Linked DNA regions of Homo sapiens: all the other regions are linked to region 2. Evidence: chromatin contacts called from ENCODE Hi-C or POLR2A ChIA-PET data. All regions are on one chromosome and are shown on one strand. The core of a region is the stretch at or near the end of the contact, and the rest is flanking DNA. Distances in the headings are between cores, read along the strand shown.

Region 1 (3,372 bases), core at 635-3,134, 390 kb before region 2:
CAGCAGGCCTCTCCCTTGGCTAATTCCAGGCAGGAAGGACACTCGTTTGTCATCCAGGCTGGGAAGGGAGACACCAGAAGAGAAAAGTGTGTCTGGGCAGGCCAGGTCTGTTCTCTCCCTCTCCCGGGTGGAGAGGTCACAGATACCTCCATCCCATGGATGAGGGCAAACTAAAAAGTCCAGAGACAAACAGCTGGTCCTCGCAGCTTCCAGGGTTGGGAGTCAGAGGCTGGGATGGGTTACGGTTCAGCCTGCTGCACAGGTGAGTCTCCATCCTTAGCATCCTGCCATGCTGACTTCAAAAGACCCTAGTGCGTGGGACCCCAATGACTCGTTTCGGTGTGCTGGGCTCAAAATCGTTCGTGGCCAAGCACGTTAGTCTGGAAAATTTAAGTTGCTGCAGATTGATGGACAGAAGGAGAGATGGTTTTCAATATACAGGGAATGTATTTTAAAATGGAGCAAGAGACAGGGCTGCAAGGAGGGAACGGGCACTTCGAAAGCAGCCAGTAGAAAGTCGCTCCTAATTCTGGGGGAGGGAATTGTGTTCAGCCTGCAGAGTGCTTTTCTAGTCCAGGCGATGATTTGGTCTAAGACTTCATTAAACATTTGTCTATGAGCCCAAATTTCCCCAAATGACTGAGGTGTTTGGTATGAGCACATTGCATGCCCCAGGGAGCTTCAACGCCAGCAGCTTCCTGCCACGGTACAGGCAGGTTCTCTAAGCACGAGCTTTCAATTCAGGCTCCTGTCTATAGCGAGAACCAGAACACAATGCAGGGACCCACAGGGGTCATGTGGCTCCACCAGCCTCAGCCGTTCCCAAAAGCCCAGCTGCTGTTTCAGGGGCTTGCCTGGATAACTTATATCTGAGAGGTTTGCTGCACATCCTTTGAGTGATTTATGGTGAGATCTAAAATTTCTTTGTAAAAAGATACCCTTTTGCTTTGGGAGGGATCACAAGGAGCTCAGCCCTCCAGTGCCCAGGACCACCTGGGCAGATGCCACTGTTGGCACTGTATAATGTCGCCCCCCATGCAGACCTGATCTGAGCTCTGCGTGTCAGGGAATGCCACTTCAGCAGTGCCAGCCTGGGAGCTCCTCCAGCCGGCACCTACTGAGGCAGCAAATGACTTTGGGGAGGCCCTTTGGCTGGGTGCATAGGAGTCTGGGTCCCAGAGACCATAGCTCACATGTCTCAGGCTGCTTATGTACTTCCCCAGAAAGAGCCACTGTCCCAAGTGTGCTTCCTGCTGCTTTTGTGCAGTCCCATCTAGACGAGCCCCTTATGGAGACCCCTCCTCTTCTGCCTGGCACCCAATGCTCCCATCATTCAACACCTGCTACCAACACAGAAGCAGTCCATCCCCTTCTTAAATGCTACAGCCTCTGCCCCGGCGGCCACTAATCATTCTATTCGAGTTTCCCTCCAGAGCTCATCTCAGTAAATCCGGAAGAAGAAAACCTCCATCCCCAGTGAACAAGACCATGAAGGCTGCGTCAGTGTTCCCAGGTTTCAAGCCAAGCTGGAGAAAGATCACAACAGAGACCAGACCCGCATTCTCCGGCCCAATTCCACATGGCTGAGAGAGCCAGCTAACCAGACGCAAACACACGCGGCAGGATGGCACGCGACTGAGGCAAGGAATAAGCCTCAACTCATCAGTAAGTCCACGGGGTCTCCGCCCCCAGCATGTGGGAGAGGGAAACTAGCCCAAAGTCAGCGTCCTGATTGTGCTTTGGATTTGCCCAGGGCTGAGCACTCCCTGGTCCGAGGTACCCAACAAGCTGACCTGAGAATGGGCTGCATCCCCTTCCCTCCCTCCTTCCCTCCTTCCCTCCTCCTCTCCTTCCTCCTCCTCCTCCTCCTCCTCCTCCTCCTCCTCCTCCAGCTGACTCCTTCTGCTGCTGCCTCTGCCGCTGCTGCCTCTGCCGCTGCTGCGGTCTGCAGTCACTTGAAGGAGAAAGATTTCGCAGTACGGCATTCTTAAAGCTGCAGTGTCCAAATTCTCCTTCAAACCCCACTGTCACCGACATCAGCCAACTTACCGGGGTCCTTCGCAGAGGGTAGGTGGGCAAGGAGATGGGGATGGGGGGCTTGGAGAAGTCAGACAGGTGGGAACCAGACGCTCAGACTCTGGCAAGGGTAAAGAGGAGAAGCAGGCTGTACCGTGAGAGCCTCTGCAGTTAAACCAGGTTTCTGGGACTGCAGCGGGACTGCAATGGAGTAGTTTTTTTTTTTAATCGTAAAACCTCCACCAAAATCTTCTCCACAAACTTATACTCTTTGTAGCTTAATTAAAATACAAGGTGCAAACATAAAACCAACATGAGAAAGAAACCCAATCTTTAAAAAAAAAAAGAATTCAAACAGCAATTTAAAAAATTATTCCTAAAAATTTACTCCTGTGAGCAACTGACTCAGCTCTCCCCACAGTGCTGTGCCGGTAAGCCAACGGGGAAGGACCTGGATGGAGTTCTTAGCGCCCAGAGTTTCTGCAAAGTGCAGGCAGAGGACTCCGGCTTCTTAGGGGAGAAAGCTTTTTAAAACCCAAAGGAAAGGGGATCTTTCTGCTGGCTATCCAAGGAGCGTGTCAATGAGCTGATCTAGCATCCAGAAACCAACACACCCCTCCCTGAAAGTTACCTCTCTCCTCTGCTCAGCTGCTGCCGTCCTGCCTGGATGCTGGCAAGTTCAGACTGCTTCGGGAGAGGCAGGACCCGAAATAAGAAGTGTCAGCTGGGTCCCTGCACCCAAATGGTGCCGGGAGTCAATGCTGCAGGAGGCAGGGATGGTCTCCCCCACCATGCACCCGCCCCCCGCCGGTTGAATTTAAACCCCTGACACTGCAAGATGCTCACTCCTATAGAGACACCTCTCCGCGGAGCCTCCTCCCTCCCCCACGCTCTCACACAACTAGGTCCAAAGCTTTGCCCCACCTCCCAGATTTGTTCACCTGAAGATGCTTTTCTTGAAAAAACAAAACAAAACAAAAACAAAAACAGAAGATTGAGACTCTGCAGAGTCTTTAATCCTTAATTCTGGAGAAGGCGGGACTTGTTCAAAAGTTTGAGAATTGCAGCCTGATGCCCAGGAAGGAGCAGAGGTGATGAGCCGACAGTCTGCTTTGCACCAGACAAGTTGACACCGTTGCTTTATCAAGAAGGGCAGAGGTAGACCCGGGGTGAAGAGAAGAGGAAAATTCCTCTCCATCCACTGGCAAATTCTCAACCGTTTGGGAAATCTCTATTTTTGTTTTCCTTCAAGAAAACCCCATTTAAAAAATTGTCAGGCACATGAAATGTTCAAGATTGCCACTAAGTGTCAATTTTGTCCTGACACGTCTGTGATTCTTAAAATTCCCGTTCCTG
Region 2 (3,043 bases), core at 119-2,618:
CTGGAATGCAGCGGCACAATCTTGACTCGTTGCAACCTCCGCCTCCCAGGTTCAAGCGATTCTTGTGCCTCAGCTTCCCGAGTAGCTGGGATTACAGGTGTGCACCACCACGCCCGGCTAATTTTTGTATTTTCAGTAGAGATGGGGTTTCACCATGTTGCCCAGGCTGGTCTTGAACTTCTGACCTCAGGTGATCCGCCCGCCTCGGCCTCCCAAAGTGCTGGAATTACAGGTGTGAGCCACCGCGCCCTGCCTGCATGTTGCTTTTTAAAAACAATGTATCATCCATCTATGCCAATAACTCCAGATCTGGCTTTCTTTTCTTTTCTTCCTTTCTTTCTTTCCTTCTTTCCTTCCTTCTTTCCTTTCTTCCTTCCTTCCTTCTTTCTCTCTCTCTCTCTTTCCTTGCCTTTCCTTTCTTTTTTGAGAAGGAGTCTCGCTTTTGTCGCCCAGGCTGGAGTGCAGTGGCGCGATCTCGGCTCACTGCAAGCTTCGCCTCCCGGGTTCACGCCATTCTCCTGCCTCAGCCTCCCGAGTAGCTGGGACTACAGGCGCCCGCCACCACGCCCGGCTAATTTTTTGTATTTTTAGTAGAGAGGGGGTTTCACCGTGTTAGCCAGGATGGTCTCGATCTCCTGACCTCGTGATCCGCCCGCCTCGGCCTCTCAAAGTGCTGGGATTACAGGCGTGAGCCACCGCGCCCTGCCTGGATCTGGCATTCTTTCTAATGGTTGCATTATGTTCCGAACTATGGCTGTCCTATGATTTATTCAACCATGTCCCTATCCGTGGATGATCGTGTTTCTAAAAAGCTAGTTTTTCAACCATTAGAGCGGCTCAAGGAGCTGCTAAACAGCACTGGGCGCATAGGCTGGGTTTGACTAGACAGGATTAGCGAGGGGGAAAAAGACTAATTACAAGCAGTTGCGTACTCTGGAGATGCTCCCCTTAGCAGAAGCTCGGTGGACTGTCTGCAGCCAGACCTCCGGGCCTGGCGGCTGGCGCGGGAGGCAGAAGGCGGGGCTTTCCTACAGGGCTCCGTGCCCCGCCCTCCCCGCGCCGCCTTCCACCTCCGGCCGCGCGGGGGCGCTCCCCGGCCGGCTCTGTCGCTTCCGCCGCCGCCCCGCCCACCCGGGCTCACCCCTCGTCCCGATTGGCTGCGCGACGGGAGCGCGCCGAGTCAGGGGGCGGGCCCGCGCCCGCTACAAAGCGGCGAAGGTCACGGCGCGAGGAGGCGCGCGTCGCCGCCCCGCGTCCCGCCTGCGGCCCGCGCCCCCGGCGTCACCGCCTCCTGCCCGCCTGCCCGCCTGCCCGCCTGCCCGCCTACCCGCCTACCCGCCTACCCGCCTACCCCCCTGCCGGCCTGCCGTCCTTCCACGCGGAGAGCCATGGAGGGAGTGAGCGCGCTGCTGGCCCGCTGCCCCACGGCCGGCCTGGCCGGCGGCCTGGGGGTCACGGCGTGCGCCGCGGCCGGCGTGTTGCTCTACCGGATCGCGCGGAGGTGAGTGCATGGTTCGGCCCCACGCGGCCCTCTGCGCCGCCCGCCAGGCCCGCCCCCGCGCCGCCCCGGCCCGCTGCCCCCCTCGGCCGGGACCCGGGCTGCCCGCGGGCGCGCGGAGACCCCCGGCGCGCGCCGCCGCCCCCCGAGACCGGGTTGAGACTGCAGTCGGGAAGCGGCTGCGGAGTCGAGTGGAGCGGCGGGGACTCCGGGAACGTGGGGCGCGGGCGAGAGCGCCGCGCGGGGGCCACAAACTTCCTCCGGGAGCCGCGGGGGGCTGGAGCCGGTGCGCACGGGCCGCCCCTGCCCTCAGCCCCGTGCTGGGCCCCGGTGCACGGCGATGCTGGCGATCGCGGCTGGCGGTTGCTGCTCGGCATGTGACGTCCCGGGCGTTTTTCTACACGCCTCGCATCCGCGCGTTTCAGAGCCACAGCCCCTGCTTACGCTAGAGCAGCTGAGGGACAGGGAGGCTCAGTAACTTGCTGTTAATGAGAGGAATCATGGTTTGAGCCGATGGAATCTGCAGGGCAGACCCCGAGGCTGGGCTGCCTCCCAGAGGTGGGCAAGGCCTGAGATGCCTCCAAACAGTTCAAGACGGGCCGGGGCCACCCTCCTCCCTGCCCGGCTCACGGGCCATGCGGGCCCCCGGGTTCAGATCCGGCCTCTTTCATCGGCCTCCATCGCCAGGCATAAAAGCTTAGTGGCCTGTTGCTTCAGCAGAGCCTCGCAGGTAGCTTACTGTTTCTCCACTTGATCCACCTTTCCAGAGGGCAGGGGGGAAAGTGGGGTTGTGAGAACATCCTAGAAAGAGTGGATGGGTTTGCAGCTTCGGCAAGGGATGCAATGAGCTCACACCCTTAGGAAAAAGGGGAGAAGGGACTTGCCCACTCAGCAGCAAGTGGCAGAGCTGGGGTTTGAACCCTGATCGTCTGGCTGGTCTGTTTGTTCTTCCTTAACACATACCGGTGCTGCTTCTCTCCTCCAGGGGGGAAACGGGGAAAAAGAAGTACAGGTGGTTGAGTCACAGAGGCTTCCCAGAGGAGGAAGGCATGGGAGGGACATCAGCTGTGTCTGGAGGATGGGCCAGATGTGACTGAGGAGGGTAGCTGGGGATTGAGTGACCCCAGCCCAGAGGTCCCTGACAACCCAAGTCTCTCCATGTCGGTTTCTGCTGGATTCCTGGAAGTTGAGCATCTGCAGGACCAGCTTGTCCAAGCCGGTGGTTTTATACCCAGGGGACCGAGGTCCAGAGACCTCAGGTGATTTGCTCACATTCCCAGAGCATGTTGCCAGCTGAGCTGGTCCAGCACCCGGTGTTCTTCCTGGACGAAGCCGCCTCTCAGCTAACCCAGGATGGGGGGTGTTGCCTCAAGGATGAGAGCCTGGGGGAGGGGATAGTCTGCCAGCCACACAGCACCTCCGTTGTGTTTATTGAGGCTGGACTTGGACTGGGTGGCTCACTGTGCCACACACTGCAGCTGTCCTCAGGGATGCTGTCTCCCCTTCCTGCCCTGCTGGCCACAGCTCTCCATCTCCTGGAAACAA
Region 3 (3,355 bases), core at 608-3,107, 350 kb after region 2:
GCCTCCCAAGTAGCTGGGATTACAGGCACGCACTACCACGCCCAGCTAATTTTTGTATTTTTAGGAGAGACGGGTTTCACCATATTGGCCAGGATGGTCTCGATCTCTTGCCCTCGTGATCTGCCTGCCTCGGCCTCCCAAAGTGCTGGGATTACAGGCGTGAGCCACCGCACCCGGCCTTTACCTTTTCTTTATACACCAGCATCCAGCACAATCTTGGACAGACAAAAAGTGCCGAATAAACAACTGGTAGATGAATAATGAGAATTGATTGCTTCTTCTTTAGCATTCAAATCTTTTTTTTTAAAATTTTTTTTGAGACGGAGTCTCGCTCTGTCGTCCAGGATGGAGTGCAGTGGCGCGATCTCGGCTCACTGCAACCTCAGCCTCCTGGGTTCAAGCAATTCTCCTGCCTCAGCCTCTCCAGTAGCTGGGACTACAGGCATGCGTCACCACATCTGGCTAATTTTTGTATTTTTAGTAGAGATGGGGTTTCACCATGTTGTCCAGGCGAGTCTTGAACTCCTGACCTCTGGTGATCCACTTGCCTCAGTCTCCCAAAGTGATGGGATTACAGGCGTGAGTCACCGCGCCCAGCTCAAATCTTATTCTCTATTTAGCACTTATTTCTGCCTTTAATTATATATGATTTTATTATAATACGTTATCTCCTCTGACTAAACTCTGGAGAACAGAATATGAGTCTGATTCCTCTCTCAGCTTTCTCAGTACCTAATACAGAATAGAACGTCGATAATTTGGTCACGTATATAAAGGCTCAACATATTTTAAGGAGCTAAAGCTATTCTGAATACATTTCAGTAAAAATGGGTGCATTTTAAAAGCCTTAACCTGGTACTACATTAGTTGAGATTTATCCCCGAAAGATTAACTCGTTGGCACCACCTAGTAGTCACTAAATGTGGTGCACTTTTCACTTTTACGAAACTACAGAAACCGCTCTCAGACACTATATCTGGAGCGGAGGGTCCTCATTCATGCTCACCTGTCTCTTAGTACTCTGATCTCTGCACAGTGCCGACCGGTCTCAAATTGCACAAACCTCCAGTTCTTGACGTTCCGAGTGTCATAAACTTGAGGAAAATGAAATTATTCATCAGGACTACAAAAGGCTCAAAGTTCAAACCACCTCGGGGTGGAGATGCTGGAAAAAAGGAAACCATTAACAAGTAATTTTATTTGCTATATATAAACTTGCCCTAAGGCAGTCCAGATAACTTCCACTTGAGCAGCCTGAGACATCAAGGGCGGGGGCACTTTCCCCCTCGACTGCGCCTACCGCAGCCTTTCTGAGTTTCTTCCTAGCGAGGCCGAGAGGGTCTTTGAGGAAAATCCCGCATCCGGACACGCCTTGAGGGATGGCGTCAAACCCAGAGGCTTGGAAAAGGTAAGGGCGGAGAGCACGCCTCTTCCTTGAAAGTGAGGAGGGTTTGGCCCAGAACCAACAGGACTGGGTGAAGAATCAGCTCCGGCCACCGCAGCAAATCCCACCCCACGCGGGAACTTGAAGTCCGGCACGTAGGTCCCGCGGCGGCCGGGCTCCAACAGGCCCCAATTGCCACCAGAGGTAGCCGTAAACCCATGGTCCCCGAAACTCCTTCCGGGCCTACCTGACAAAAACTGGGACAACCTCCTTAGGCCCCCGGGATTCCCCCTGTGCCGCCTGACCGCCCGCCAGTCCCAGAGTTTAGGGCCAGGGGCCCCGCCTACCTGAGGGCACTGGCCTGGCGGACCGCGCCGGGGGAGCACTTCCGCTGGACGCACGCACTTCCGGCCCCCTGGAACCAATGAGAGTGCGACCGAGATGTTCCACTCGCTGGCGTCCGGGCCGCTGGTGATCTCCGGTAGCACTCGGGCCGGCGGACAGTGAGGGCGCGGTAAGCTCCCCGCAAGGAGCCCCTGAGAAACTGGTCGCTTTTTGTCCTAGATATAGGGGAGTCCAGGATGGTGTGGTGGAGTCTTTAGAGTCGAATATGACCCGAGGCAAGCTCATATTCAGGTTTGGGGCAAGGAGCTTTGATTGACCCTTAATTTTTTCAGTGGAACGGAAAACTTCGGTAAAATAGCTTCTGACCTTCGGAACAGATGGATTCACCTTGGAAAGGAAAAATCTCTTTCTAGAAGAGTCTTGAGGTCTGGCACCTTTAGGCTTAACGGGGGACGGCTGGGCGTCAGAGGAGGAAATCCTTCATTCCGAACGACTTCCCTTTCCTCCTAAATCCTTCTTTCCAAATCTGTAAAAGACTACATCTACTTTGCTGGAGGTGGTTTGACACTCATGCTCCTTGAGAAGGAGGTAATGAGCTGTAGGGCAGCTCTTAAAAAGTTACCCTTGGACGGGCGCGGTGGCTCACGCCTGTAATCCCAGCACTTTGGGAGGCCGAGGCAGGCGGATCACGAGGTCAGGAGTTCGAGACCAGCCTGGCCAACATAGTGAAACCCCGTCTCTACTAAAAATACAAAAAATTAGCTGGGCGTGGTGGTGGGCGCCTGTAATCTCAGCTACTCGGGAGGCTGAGGCAGGAGAATCGCTTGAATCCTGGAGGCGGAGGTTACAGTGAGCCGAGATCGCGCCATTGCACTCCAGCCGGGGCGACAGTTCGAGACTCCATCTCAAAAATAAAAATAAAAAAAAGTTACCCTTGGCTGTCGCGGTGTGACACCTGTAAACCCAGCACTTTGAGAGCCCGCGGTGGGAGGATCATTTGAGCCCAGGCTGGGCAACATAGCAAGACCCTCATAACAAAAAATTAAAAATAAAATTACCCAGAAACTGGTTGGAACTATTTAATGATGTTCTTAGTCCATCTTCCTGAAGTAGTCCACAGAACAACATCAGTGTTCATGGTAGAATTGTTTCATCAGGGCAGTTTTTTTTTAAGTAACAATGTCTTGTTAAAAAACAAGAGCTGTGTTGCCCAGGCTGGAGTGCAGTGGTGTGATCATAGCTCACTGCAGCCTTGAACTCCTGGGCTCAAGCGATCCTCTGGCCTTGGCCCCTCAAAGTGTTGTGGTGATTGGCACAAGCCACCGACAGGCCTGGAGTCTGAAGTTAGTTATATTTCAGCTACCCAGGATAAACTTCTAACTATGATTACCACAGAACTCTACCAAAACTAATTGTTTCACTTAGTTCTGTCTGATTATGGAATCTCTTTATTACCATCAGTTGTTTTTCAGAGTTACAATTTGAATATGAAACCATTTTTCTAGCCCACCTTAGAGAAGACTGTTGACACACTAGTTGAAATGGTTGCAATAGCCTCTACCTTGCAAGACACTTCAGATTCAAAGAATTTCCTTTGCAAAAGTCGGCCGGGTGCAGTGGCTCATG

What was found. Hi-C counts contacts between places; a loop is a spot of excess contacts on that map. ChIA-PET counts read pairs that join two places held with the same protein, here RNA polymerase II (POLR2A). Pooled maps may share reads with other maps.
Region 1: a pooled map shows a loop between it and region 2 (2.4-fold over the local background). The contact joins the enhancer-like site here to the promoter of TMEM201 in region 2. A Hi-C loop is called at or near these places in 2 of 50 pooled maps. POLR2A ChIA-PET finds 5 or more read pairs at or near these places in 2 of 52 experiments (OCI-LY7 and activated T-cell).
Region 3: a loop to region 2 is called in a map of B cell, with 20 times the contacts of the local background. The contact joins the promoter of NMNAT1 here to the promoter of TMEM201 in region 2. A Hi-C loop is called at or near these places in 1 of 168 maps with a recorded cell type or tissue (B cell), 6 of 37 single-sample maps with no recorded cell type and 9 of 50 pooled maps. POLR2A ChIA-PET finds 5 or more read pairs at or near these places in 5 of 52 experiments (RWPE1, activated CD8-positive, alpha-beta T cell, activated CD8-positive, alpha-beta memory T cell and 2 more).

What each region holds. Positions count from the first base shown.
Region 1 is chr1:9,199,932-9,203,303 of GRCh38, forward strand. No RefSeq gene overlaps it. Among named protein-coding and RNA genes, the nearest start is that of MIR34AHG, 19 kb to the left of the region's middle. Within about 2 kb of position 1,885, at least 6 of the 41 ENCODE cell types and tissues checked have a DNase peak (open chromatin) inside an H3K27ac peak, as active enhancers do.
Region 2 is chr1:9,587,543-9,590,585 of GRCh38, forward strand. It overlaps TMEM201 (transmembrane protein 201), which reads left to right and starts at 1,369. Exons shown (of 11, transcript NM_001130924.3): 1 at 1,369-1,501. The coding sequence starts at 1,389. RefSeq lists silencers at 965-1,374, 1,385-1,584, 1,745-1,814.
Region 3 is chr1:9,941,618-9,944,972 of GRCh38, forward strand. It overlaps NMNAT1 (nicotinamide nucleotide adenylyltransferase 1), which reads left to right and starts at 1,858. Exons shown (of 5, transcript NM_022787.4): 1 at 1,858-1,898. LZIC (leucine zipper and CTNNBIP1 domain containing) reads right to left here and starts at 1,774. Exons shown (of 8, transcript NM_032368.5): 1 at 1,632-1,774; 2 at 1,007-1,165. RefSeq lists enhancers at 803-1,373, 907-2,106, 1,374-1,943.